Linked DNA regions of Homo sapiens: region 2 is linked to region 1. A link is an interaction called in ENCODE POLR2A ChIA-PET data of the cell type or tissue named here. Cell type or tissue: Panc1. All regions are shown on one strand. Links, peaks and the distances in the headings refer to the core of each region. The heading gives the core; the rest is flanking DNA.

Region 1 (5,576 bases), core at 103-4,102:
CCATTGCAGAATTCAGTCGGGTACATCTGCCTTTTTAAGGTTTGTGTAGACAGAACTTCTTTCAAGTTCACATTATAGAGTTGAAGTATTTAGATATGAAAGTCAAATCATTACTCTCCAGGAAGTTGCCTTGCAATATCTCTTGCAGCCAGGTCTGTTTATCTGTTTCATATCTGTCGACTAAGCACTAAACTATAAACTGGTTCTGAGCACATTACAGACCAGATTTATGCACATGGAAAGTATTGCTGGCTTCTCAGAGAGTGAATCCAAGTCCCAGAAGGTACCAGGTTAAGGTTCTTCTGCGACACTCTTATTTAGGTCTAGACCACTAGAATGAATGGCTGCAGAGTGGACTATGGTTTCTACCTCCATCCGTGGAGGCTTTGGAAAATGAATTTCTGCTTTCACATGTTTGAAAGGCTGCCATTGGTTCCTCAGTGTCCCTGTCAACCTCCAATTCTTCCTGTCTTCTTTACTTTTCTTTCTCATATCCTTTCCTCTTCTTTTCACCTGAGAGTGGTAAAATTATATATTCAGAATGAGATGGAGCAGGAAGAAATTTCCAACCGCAGCTTTAGTTTTTCTTCTAGGAGAAGCTTTCATGGAACTATGGAGGGCTCTGAAAAATCAGCTTCCCAGAAGCAGGTTTTGGCCAAAGGCAAGACCTAATTTGTTCTTTTGGATGAAGAACTTGAATCCAGGTTTTCTGACTCCCAGTCCAGTTCTTGTTTCTTCCCACCAGGCTGCCTTTGAGCCCTCTGTGTGTGATTCTTGCAAGCAATAGCCCACTGGATGGTATAATCTTGTGGCCCTCTTATTCACTTCTCAAACCTCCCAGGAAAGCAATAGAATAATCCCTCCTGAAGTGTTCCTTGAGCCTGTTGGATCATTTTACTGTAGTACAAGCTATGGTTGGACTAATGAAGATTATTTTTAGCTTATACATAGTTCTTCTGTACAGCTAATTAATTTTTAAATGGCTATTTTCATCATTTAATTTTGAGTCTTTTTTAGTTTCAAAGAATTTCCGATTCTTTACTAATGATATCCCTGACTGTATAAATTCTAGGTACCTTCAGGAATAAGGGTCCATTGTGAAAGGTCTTTAGCATTCTAGTCCTTCAAAAGCAAATTCAACAGCTTCTCTTCCTTTTTATCTCTTCTTAGTCTTCCGTTGAAAATATTCCACAATTGGAGACTCATCCATTTCCTGCTGAATTATACTTAGGCTGCTTTGAAGCTCTCTTCATATTCCAAAAGAAGAAACAGGGGTTTGGAGAGGTGAAGAGTCTCAGGTTATCAAGAGAAAAACAACACACTAGAAAACTCATCTACATGTACTTATTTCTAGTTCCACATTTCATGCACAGTTACACCAGGTTCCTGAGTTTGCAGACACCTATTTTGAGAAATGTCATTTGTTTATAAAACATTAAATCTTGTATAGGAGCTACACCCTGAATAATAAATTAGGGACATAAATGCAATTAGAACTGAGACAAAATGATTTTGTTTCATACCCAATAGAGCAGTAATGCACTGATAAACTGGATTATGCCGTACATGGTCAAGTATTTAAATACTCCAAAGGATGAAACCAGAGCAGCTCGGCCTTCTCTGTTTAAAAAGAAATAAAAATAAAAATTGGTTATGTATGATAAATGTCTCCCAACTTCTTTTATACTTAAAACGAGTTATATTTTTAGTAGCCTGTTGACATACATTCACTTAATCATGAATTCATCCTCCTATTTATTTAACCACTCATTCATTCATTCTCTCCTTCAATCATTACCTTACTCATCGGTTCATTTACTCACTTTTATTTAGGGCTTATGAAGTACCAGCATTATGCTAAGAGTCATAGAGGATATAAAATGAATCAGGCACACTCCTCATTTTCAACAAGCTTTCAGTGAAGTGAGAAGATTACTATGTGTATTATAAACACAATACAACATTATGATAAGGTGCAAAATGTCAAGCATTGACTCACTTGTGACTCATTACATCTTAACAATACATGCTTCCTGGGAATTGCATTGTGTGTGCTTTAGAGGTCCTTGGAGACATAAAGCTAAAGGATAGGTGCTTTGACATTTTAGGAAGTGTGAATGTGACTCTAATATTTGAGATTAAATGGGTAAGGAAGGCTTTGATATTGCAGGAAGACCCCAGGGTAATAATCTGAGTGGGCCATAAAGATCAAGAGATCAAGACGACAGTAAAAAATGCAGCTTAAAAAGTAGATATTTCTCCTTTAAAAAAATTCGGTCTTAGCTATTAACGCAGTAACAGGTTTTCTGAATGGTGGATTATGACAGGTTAGAAGAAAAAAATGTGAGGTAGCAGCATGTGATGCGAGAGTGGGACCTCAGCAAACCAGCTCTCCTTCAGCCTCCTCTGCTCAGGGCAGAAGCAATCCACATGGGACGTGACCCACATCCACTTCATTTCTACTCCCCAGTAACATGGACACCTGCTCTGCTCAAAGATGTGGTCAACAGAACAGGGACATGAAAAGAAGAACCTAAAAGCCAAACTACTAACCACTTTGTCTCAGGCAAAATGAGAAGGCAAGGGTGGGAGAGAGGCCAGGATATTTTGGGAAGATATTTTCTACCAAGCTGTGAGGTGCTGTCGTTTGTTTTCAACACTGAGGATGGAGCAGAAGACAAGCTGAGAAGGGGCAAGCATGTGAAGTATGGATCGTTTTCCCAAGTCTGATATAAACATTGCGATTTCATTGTTTTTTTCTGCAATCGTGCATAGTTCCAGGAAAATTAAGACACCCAGATTCAAAGGAAAGTACAAGAAACTATTCTAAGTAAAGGATAAATGGGCCTCCAAAATTACTGCTATTCCTAATGATTGTGAATTTTAAGTAGCTCATGCATTTATCTACGCATTCTACAAACGTTCACTGAATGCTCTGATATACCCAGCATAGTGCTAGGCATAATGCTTGATACAAAAATCACTAAGACACAGTCTCTGCCCTAAAGGACTTGAACTATAGCAACAAGTAAATCATGTTTCAAAAGACAAAGATGAAAATCCGTGGATTTGATCCTATGCATCTAAAACTGTATCTCATTGCCTCTCTGGAGTGCTTTCTCAGGAATAAGTATGCATCAAGGATAGAAAAAGTAAAATGAGCCTAACAGAGCTGAACCATATCTAATTTTTATGAGTCTATGAAATATAAAAGCAAGGAGTTTCTACCCTAGCGTCTTACTGAGCCATCTGCCACTGGAGAAATTTTACATCATGACTTGTATTCCGTAACAGTACACTGCACTCATAAATGCACTGGGCCACATGCATGAGGAGGAGCATCTGAAGTTCGAATGCCACTGCATGTTGAATGGATCAAGTAGGCACTTTGCACTGTTATCCAGGAGCTCAAACTCCCTGCAAGGTCTCCACATCTGGTTGTCTAGCTTAACCACCACAATTCTCATCTGAGAAGTCTTCTAGCCCAGTTGCACCAACTGGCCCCTGCATTCTCCAGTTACAACACTGTGTCTAAACATGGCTGCCGCATTTTCCCCACCTGGAATTCCTTCTCACCTCCTTTCTGTTTACATAAGTCTCACCCATTTTTCAAGTTGCAACTCCCCTACTGAAAGCTTCCCTCCTGGCTTGAGTTCTCACACTCAACTGCCAGAACATTTGCTGTCTTGTTTGGACATTAATTTATTTCAAGCAAATTTATTGAGCACGTCCCATGTATCAGACATTGTATATATATAATTTTGTGTGTGTATGTGTGTGTATAAAACATGCCTGATGCATGAGAGACACTCAATAAATAATGTATATATTTGTGTGTATGTGTGTGTATATATGTTAATGTATGTATATATGTATATATGTAAAGGAGATATTTCTCCTTTAAAAAAATTCAGTCTTAGCTGTTAATGCGGTAACAGGTTTTCTGAATGGTGGATTATGACAGGTTAAAAGAAGACGTGAGGTAGCAGCACGTGATGCGAGAGTGGGACCTCAGCAAACCAGCTCTCCTTCAGCCTCCTCTGGTCAGGGCAGAAGCAATCCACATGGGAAGTGACCCACATCCACTTCATTTGTATGTGTGTGTGTATATAAATATATATACACACACACACATATTTATATATACATTCATATATATGTATATATGTATTTATGTAAATATATGTAACATGTTACACATATACATACACATACACACACACACACACACACACATAATTTTTGCTGGAATGTAAATTCTCCGGGGGCAAGACTCTCTCATTCTTTACATTTCCAAGCACACTTGTAAAGAGCTCCATGAGTTGTATTGACAATGGAAAGCATAAAATAAGGCGAGGGTTCTGAGTACTATCATCATGTAGTCACCATGACACAAACCAAGGTTAAGACACTAGAGATAGTAACCAAAGGGCTTAGAGATACTCTGCAAAATAAATCAGTAAAACATAATGCTTGTTTGGTTATGGGTGAAGAAGAGGAAGGAGTTACACGCACTCTAAGGGTCTGAACCTCAATGGCAGACTCCAAGGAGTAGACTGTTCTTAGAAGCAAGGAAAGTGGGAGTTGGGAAGAGGAGCTGCTTTGGAGGCAGGGGAAGTGATCGTGTTTGAGGGTGTGAAAGGACACACGTGCAGACACCCAGTGTTCAGGGTGTTGTGTAAAGCTGTCTTGCTGATATGCAGCCAACCAGGGGTGTGGAATTTTAGACCTGCTACCTTTAGGTCAGTGATTCCTGCCAGTGACCTGTTTATTCTGATGCACCAAAGGACATGCTGGGGAACTTCATGGCTGTCTTTTTTGTATGAATCTCAAAATCTGGTGATGGTTTTCAGATCACTGCCCATGAAAATGCCCAGAAATTATCCATAAGTGCTATAGGAAACAATAGATAAATCAGATTTATGAATAAAACATAAAACTGGGTGTTTTGTTCTTAACTACATTTAAAATATAAGTAGACATGAGATCAGAAATCAGAGTGGAGTGGAGGGGAGGGAAGCATGCTGTGAAAATAAACGTCTGTTAATGGCTTCCTGTATTAGTCCATTTTCACACTGCCATAAAGATTACTACCTGAGACAGGGTAATTTGTAAACAAAAGAGGTTTAATTGACTTACAATTCCACATGGCTGGGGAAGCCTCAGGAAACTTACAAAGATGGCGAAGGTGAAGGAGAAGTGGGCACCTTCTTCACAAGACAAGAGAGAGGAAGCACGCAGGGGAAACTGCCACTTTAAAATTCATCACATCTCATGAGAACTCCCTCACTATCATGAGAACAGCATCGGGGAAACTGCCCCCATGATCCAGTCAACAGGCTGGGAACCACAACTCCAGATGAGATTTGGGTGGGAACACAAAGCCAAACCATATCACTTCCCCTTCCCTGACACTGTCAATCAACTTTTTATGTAAAAGATATTGGATATTTACTAATTTGCATTTTGGAGACATGTAATAGTATTTAGGGAAGCTATCTAATGAAGTATTTCCTTTCTGCTTCCTCATCCATCCAAAATTCCTGAGAGAAATGTTACAGGAAGCATCCAACATA
Region 2 (5,576 bases), core at 995-4,994, 470 kb before region 1:
AGCGTGGGATAGTGTTACTCGCTGTTGTTGCAATGAAGTTTTTCAATCTCTATGATTCTTCTCCTACCAGCCTGGCTGCCCAGGCTAACTTCACCCTCTTCTCCTTCTAGGGAAAGGTCTTTTCCTCTGTTGAGTCCTGCAGACTTCCCTCTCTTTCCATCAAGGCTAATCCCATCCTCCCCTGTATTCCCATGACACTCACAATATGGCATCACAAATGGTTGTCTCATATGTCTGTCTCTGCTACTGAACCAAGCAGCTTGAGGTCAACGATCTCAGTTCATTCATCTTTGAATTGCAGGACCAATCACACTGCAGGTACATGGTACATGGCAGGTACTCTGCCAATTTGTGTGAATGAATGAATCGAGTTCAGCAACACTGAGGTCCCTCAGATTCTCTGACTCAAATCCAGTTATGAGGCCGGGCATGGTGGCTCACACCTATAGTCCCAGCTACTCAGGAGGCTGATGTAGGAGAATCGCTTGAACCCAGGAAGTGGAAGTTGCAGTGAGCCAAGATCATGCCATTGCACTCCAGCCCAGACGACAAAGCGAGACTGCATCTCAAAAAAAAAAAACCAAACAAAACAAAACAAACAAAAAAACCCAAATCCAGTTATGATGCAAATAAGGACATGAGGACTGAGGAAGTAATTTTCCCCAGTTATATCAAAAAAAAAAAAAAAAAAGAAGAAGAAAGAAAAAAGACAAAAATCCAGATTTTCTCATCCCCATTCCACTGCTTTTCTATCATGCCTCCTCTTTGCACATGCTGTTTCTCCTGTGGGGCCACTCCTTTTTGTGTCTTCTGCCACTACTTTTCCGACCTTCCTGAGGTTTCTTAGCCCCTCCCAAGTCCTTCACATCTCAGCCAAGGAACAAAAACAAGGAAACCAAACACCACAAAGAAGTGCCAGCTGTTCTACCGTGAGAGCAAGACAAACTGGGAACACAAATGCAATGCTGGCAGAATTTCTTTCTGGGATAGACTGAAATGTTCCTTGAATTGCGCAGACAATTACTTTCTACCACAGGTACAGATGTTTGAGAGGATTGTTCTTTTTTTTTTTTTTTTTTTTGAGACAGAGTCTTGCTCTGACGCAGGCTGGAGTGCAGTGGCACGATCTCAGCTCACTGCAACCTCTGCCTCCCTGGTTCAAGCGATTCTCCTGCCTCAGCCTCCCGAGTAGCTGGGACTACAGGCGCATGCCACCATGCCCAGCTAATTTTTGTATTTTTAGTAGAGACAGGGTTTCACCATGTTGGCCAGGATGGTCTCAATCTCTTGACCTCGTGATCAGCTCACATCAGCCTCCCAAAGTGCTGGGATGACAGGCGTGAGCCACCACGCCTGGCCGATTGTTCACATTTTATTTGGCCAGGGATCTTTAGAAAGTGTCTTTAAAAAAAAAAAAAAAAAAAAGCTGGGTGCGGTGGCTTAAGCCTGTAATCCCAGCACTTTGGGAGGCTGAGGCGGGCAGCTCACGAGGTCAGGAGATCAAGACCATCCTGGCTAGCACGGTGAAACACCGTCTCTACAAAAAAATACAAAAAAATTAGCTGGGTGTGGTGGCGGGCACCTGTAGTCCCAGCTACTCGGGAGGTTGAGGCAAGAGAATGGCGTGAACCTGGGAGGTGGAGCTTGCAGTGAGCTGAAATCGCACCACTGCACTCCAGCCTGGGCGACACAGCGAGACTCTGTCTCAAAAAAAAAAAAAAAAAAAAAGTCTTAAAAACATACAAGCACATTTGCAAATTTTATTCCACTTAATCCAGAAAAATGCTAGGCCCTGATTCCCAAATCACTTATAGATTCCAGAAAAAAATGATGACAATTTGATCTAATTTCTTAAAACATTTTAACCGTCTGTTGGTCTAAAACTATTTATTAAGACATCAAGAATCATTTTCAGTCTTAACTCTGGAATTAAACTAAAAAATTTAGATGAATCACTTCTACTATTGTCTCTGTTCTACCTTTGCTTAAATATAACAAAACTCTGCCAACTTACAGATTTACTAGCCTTGATCCTAGAATTCATGGTGAAAAACCTGACCTCCTTTGGAAGATCAAGAAGAAGAAAGATTGGGGGAAAAAAAAAAAAAAGGCCTTCCCTCAGACAAAAAGCTTTTGATTACAGGATGTCACTATTTTCAGAATGTTCTTAGCACATTCCCAGTGAAGCACCATCATATCCTCCCTCTCTGGAGATGAAAAAAAGTCCCACCACTTCTAAGCTGGGTGTCTCTGAGGTGTTGGAGTGAGGCAATAGTGAGGTCAGAGAGTATGGTTATATGCTCTGGTTTGTTTCTGAGTGGATGGAACTGGGTTATAAATCAAGAGATCTAATTATAGACATAGCTGTATCCCTCCCTGGACCTCAGCTTCCTTTAATATTAAATAGAGGGCATTCCTTGAAGGTAGCATTCTGTGACTCCCTAACAGAGATAATCTCAGAGCATGTTTCTGAAAAAGCAGAAAATGGACCAAATGTCTTTAGGGAGTTCACTCTATTTTACTTTTGCTACGGAAACCCAAGGGTGTCTGGCACCCACCCCAAGCCATTGCGTCACCCAGACCTCTAACACACAAAAGCAGCCTGGGTGCTTGTTATGGGCTAAGTTGTGGACTCACAAATTCTTATGTTGAAGCCCTAACTCCCAGTAACCTCAGAATATTATTGTATTTGGAAATACAGCCTTTAAAGAAGTGATTAAATTAAAATGAGGCTGTTAGAGGGAGTCCTAATTCAATCTGACTGGTAGTCTTATAAGAAGAGATATCTGGATGCACAAGGGTGCACAAACACAGAAGGCGGCCATGTGAGGACACAGCAAGCAGGCGGCCGTCTGCAAGCCACGGAGAGGGGCCTCAGGAGAAACCACACCTACTGACACCTTGAACTTAGACTTCCAGCCTCCAGAACTGTGAGAAAACAAATTTCTGCTGTTTAAGCTACCCTGTCTGTGGTATTTTGCTACGGCAGACTTAGCAAGCTAATACAACACTGAACAGATTTAACTGTTTACATGGATCAATCATCCTGCCTAGGTTTCTCCTTGCTCTAAAGAAAAGACTTTCATCTTAATGCTGGTAGCTAATTTTCCCAAGGTCACACAGTTACTTAGTGTCAGAAGAGGTACTCCAACAGGGCTCATGGGAAGAAACACGTACCTCAGACATCTGTACTTTTTTCTTCTTAAAAAATGCAGATGATACAAAACACCAAAACACTTGGCATAGACATCCAAACGGCATACATCAAAGACCATACCCAGGGTATGGCCATAATGCTTGAAGAACCCATTTTACATCAGGATTATGACATTGAAGAACTAAAAAATACATGTTTAAAATATGCCCTGTTTGAGTCCAGAACTATGTCAGCATCTGTTGACCAGAGTAAGTATTAGCAGTTCTTGTTTCACCCTAGAAAGCCCACACGTTTCCTCCCGAGAGAGCTCTCCATTGCTACTTACTCTTCTCTGAGAGGTTTTCTTTCCCAAAGGGGCCTTCTGAAGTTTGTAAACATGGAGAGACATTCCCACATAAACATGCCTATTGTTAAGAGTAAAAGCACACATCAGTCTCAGCCACAGCACTGGAACATGTCTCCGTCTCGGCTCCTGGTCACACTCAAGGCCTGAACAGGCCATCCTCCACCCCTGTCCCACCTGGGCTTCCCACCAAGCACAAGACGCAGCTCAAGGGGAGAACGAGCTGCGGATCTGCAATAGTTCATCATTCCGAGGCCCCTCGGCACAGAGGCATTAAGATGAGCTCCTGGGAGAGAACCGAATGGAGGAATCCTGTAGCAAACCTTGATTGTCAGACCTGAATCAAGGAAAGGGCTCTCGCTCACTGGTTTCCAAATGACAATCCCTGAATGAGTCTGGGCCGTCTGCATCTGAATCATCTCAAAAGGTTTTGCAAAAAATATAGATTCCAAAACGCCATCCTAGGACATTCCATATCATGAGTCTCCGGCTTTAGATTCTGTATTTTTAAATGATCCCCAGGTGATTGTCTAATTTGAGAAACACACACACATATTATAGTTGAAAGAAAACAACTGAGAAGTAGCCAGTGCCAACAAATCACAGTTCATATCAAGTCAGTATCAGAAACATCAGAAACCTGGAGGTACCGCCCATCTATTTCTACATTAGTTTTCTATTATTACATGACAGAACACCCCCAAACTTAGGGATTTATAAAAATAAACACTTCCTATCTTTTAGTTTCTGTAAGTTGAGAAACGAGGAGCAGCAGAGCTGCATATCTCCTGCACAGGCTCTCTCATGAAGCTGCGGCAACATCACTCGTGGCTGGAGCTGCAGCCATTTGAAGGCTTGATTGGGGCTGAAAATCTGTTTCCAAGTCATTGACCAGAGGCCTCAGTTCTTCACTGACTGCTGGAAGAAGGCCTTGGTTCTTTAACACATGGGCATCTATATAAGACATCTTAAGTGTGCTCATGATAGCAGCTAATTTCCCCTACAGGAAGTGATCCAAGAGAGAGCAAGGAGGAAACCACAGTGCCTTTAATGACTAGTCTATAAAGTTGCACACTATCACTTCCACTTTTGTCCATGCATTAGAAGCAAGTCACTAGGCCCAACCCACCTTCAAGAGAAAAATGGGCTCTTTGAAGTGAGTATTAAATAATCTGTGGACTTTTTTTTTTTTTTTTTTGAGATGGAGTCTCGCTCTGTCACCCAGGCTGGAGTGCAGTGGCGCGATCTCGGCTCACTGCAAACTCCGCCTCCCGGGTTCACACCATTCTCCTGCCTCGGCCTCCCGAGTGGCTGGGACTACAGGCGCCCACCGCCACACCCAGCTACTTTTTTGTATTTTTAATAGAGATGGGGTTTCACCGTGCCAGCCAGGATGGTCTCAATTTCCTGACCTCGTGATCTGCCCACCTCGGCCTCCCAAAGTGCTGGGATTACAGGTGTGAGCCACCACGCCTGGCCTTGTGGACATATTTTAAACCAGCATACTTTCCAATGTTTCTGTCATGCCAAGAATGAAGTAGAAATTAGAGATACAAAAATACATACATGATTTTGACTCTGCCCTCATGGAATCTTGGAGCAGGGATAGAAGAGAGAACCCAAGTATCCACTGTATTATATGCCTTTTTTGAAGTCAAACTAGTGAATGCCCATTTAGGTTAGGAGCAGAGGCACATAGTGTACTGAGTTACAAGTCAAAAAAGCCTGGGTTTGAGACCCTACTTTCCCACTTTTAGCTATGTACACCACTTAGCCACTAAGTTACGACCTTTTTCTTTTACAAAATGAAAATTACTTATGACTTCATGATGGTGAGGGGGTGGATTGGGAGGCAAGGATTTTGTGAGGGCTAAAGAAGATAAAGTACATGACTGCTGGAAAAAATAGCTGAGTGCTATAAATATTAACAATTACAATTACTAGCATGCTTATAAGCAAAAATATATACATATCAGAAGGTGAAGAGGTCAATACAAACAGGTCACCTTAATTCCTTTTGCATGTACCCACTCTGGATTTACGTACCTTCCTTCTAGGAGCAAAACAGCCTTCTGT

What was found. ChIA-PET counts read pairs that join two places held together with the same protein. Peaks named below come from ENCODE experiments on the same cell type or tissue, not always from the same donor. Only the 100,000 strongest peaks of a DNase experiment are listed, where the experiment ranks them.
Region 2: POLR2A ChIA-PET joins it to region 1 with 8 read pairs; 1 of 35 experiments calls an interaction of 5 or more read pairs at or near these places.

Annotation. Positions count from the first base shown.
Region 1 is chr3:193,299,688-193,305,263 of GRCh38, forward strand. ATP13A5 (ATPase 13A5) reads right to left here. Exons shown (of 30, transcript NM_198505.4): 24 at 1,524-1,620. Among named protein-coding and RNA genes, the nearest start is that of ATP13A5-AS1, 4.8 kb to the right of the region's middle. In Panc1, for the core only: no CTCF peak of the experiment used is centred there; a DNase peak (open chromatin) is centred at 1,954.
Region 2 is chr3:192,833,749-192,839,324 of GRCh38, forward strand. The region is part of intron 1 of MB21D2 (Mab-21 domain containing 2); the gene reads right to left. Among named protein-coding and RNA genes, the nearest start is that of MB21D2, 81 kb to the right of the region's middle. RefSeq lists enhancers at 3,484-3,533, 4,294-4,363. In Panc1, for the core only: no CTCF peak of the experiment used is centred there; no DNase peak of the experiment used is centred there; H3K27ac peaks cover 109 bases.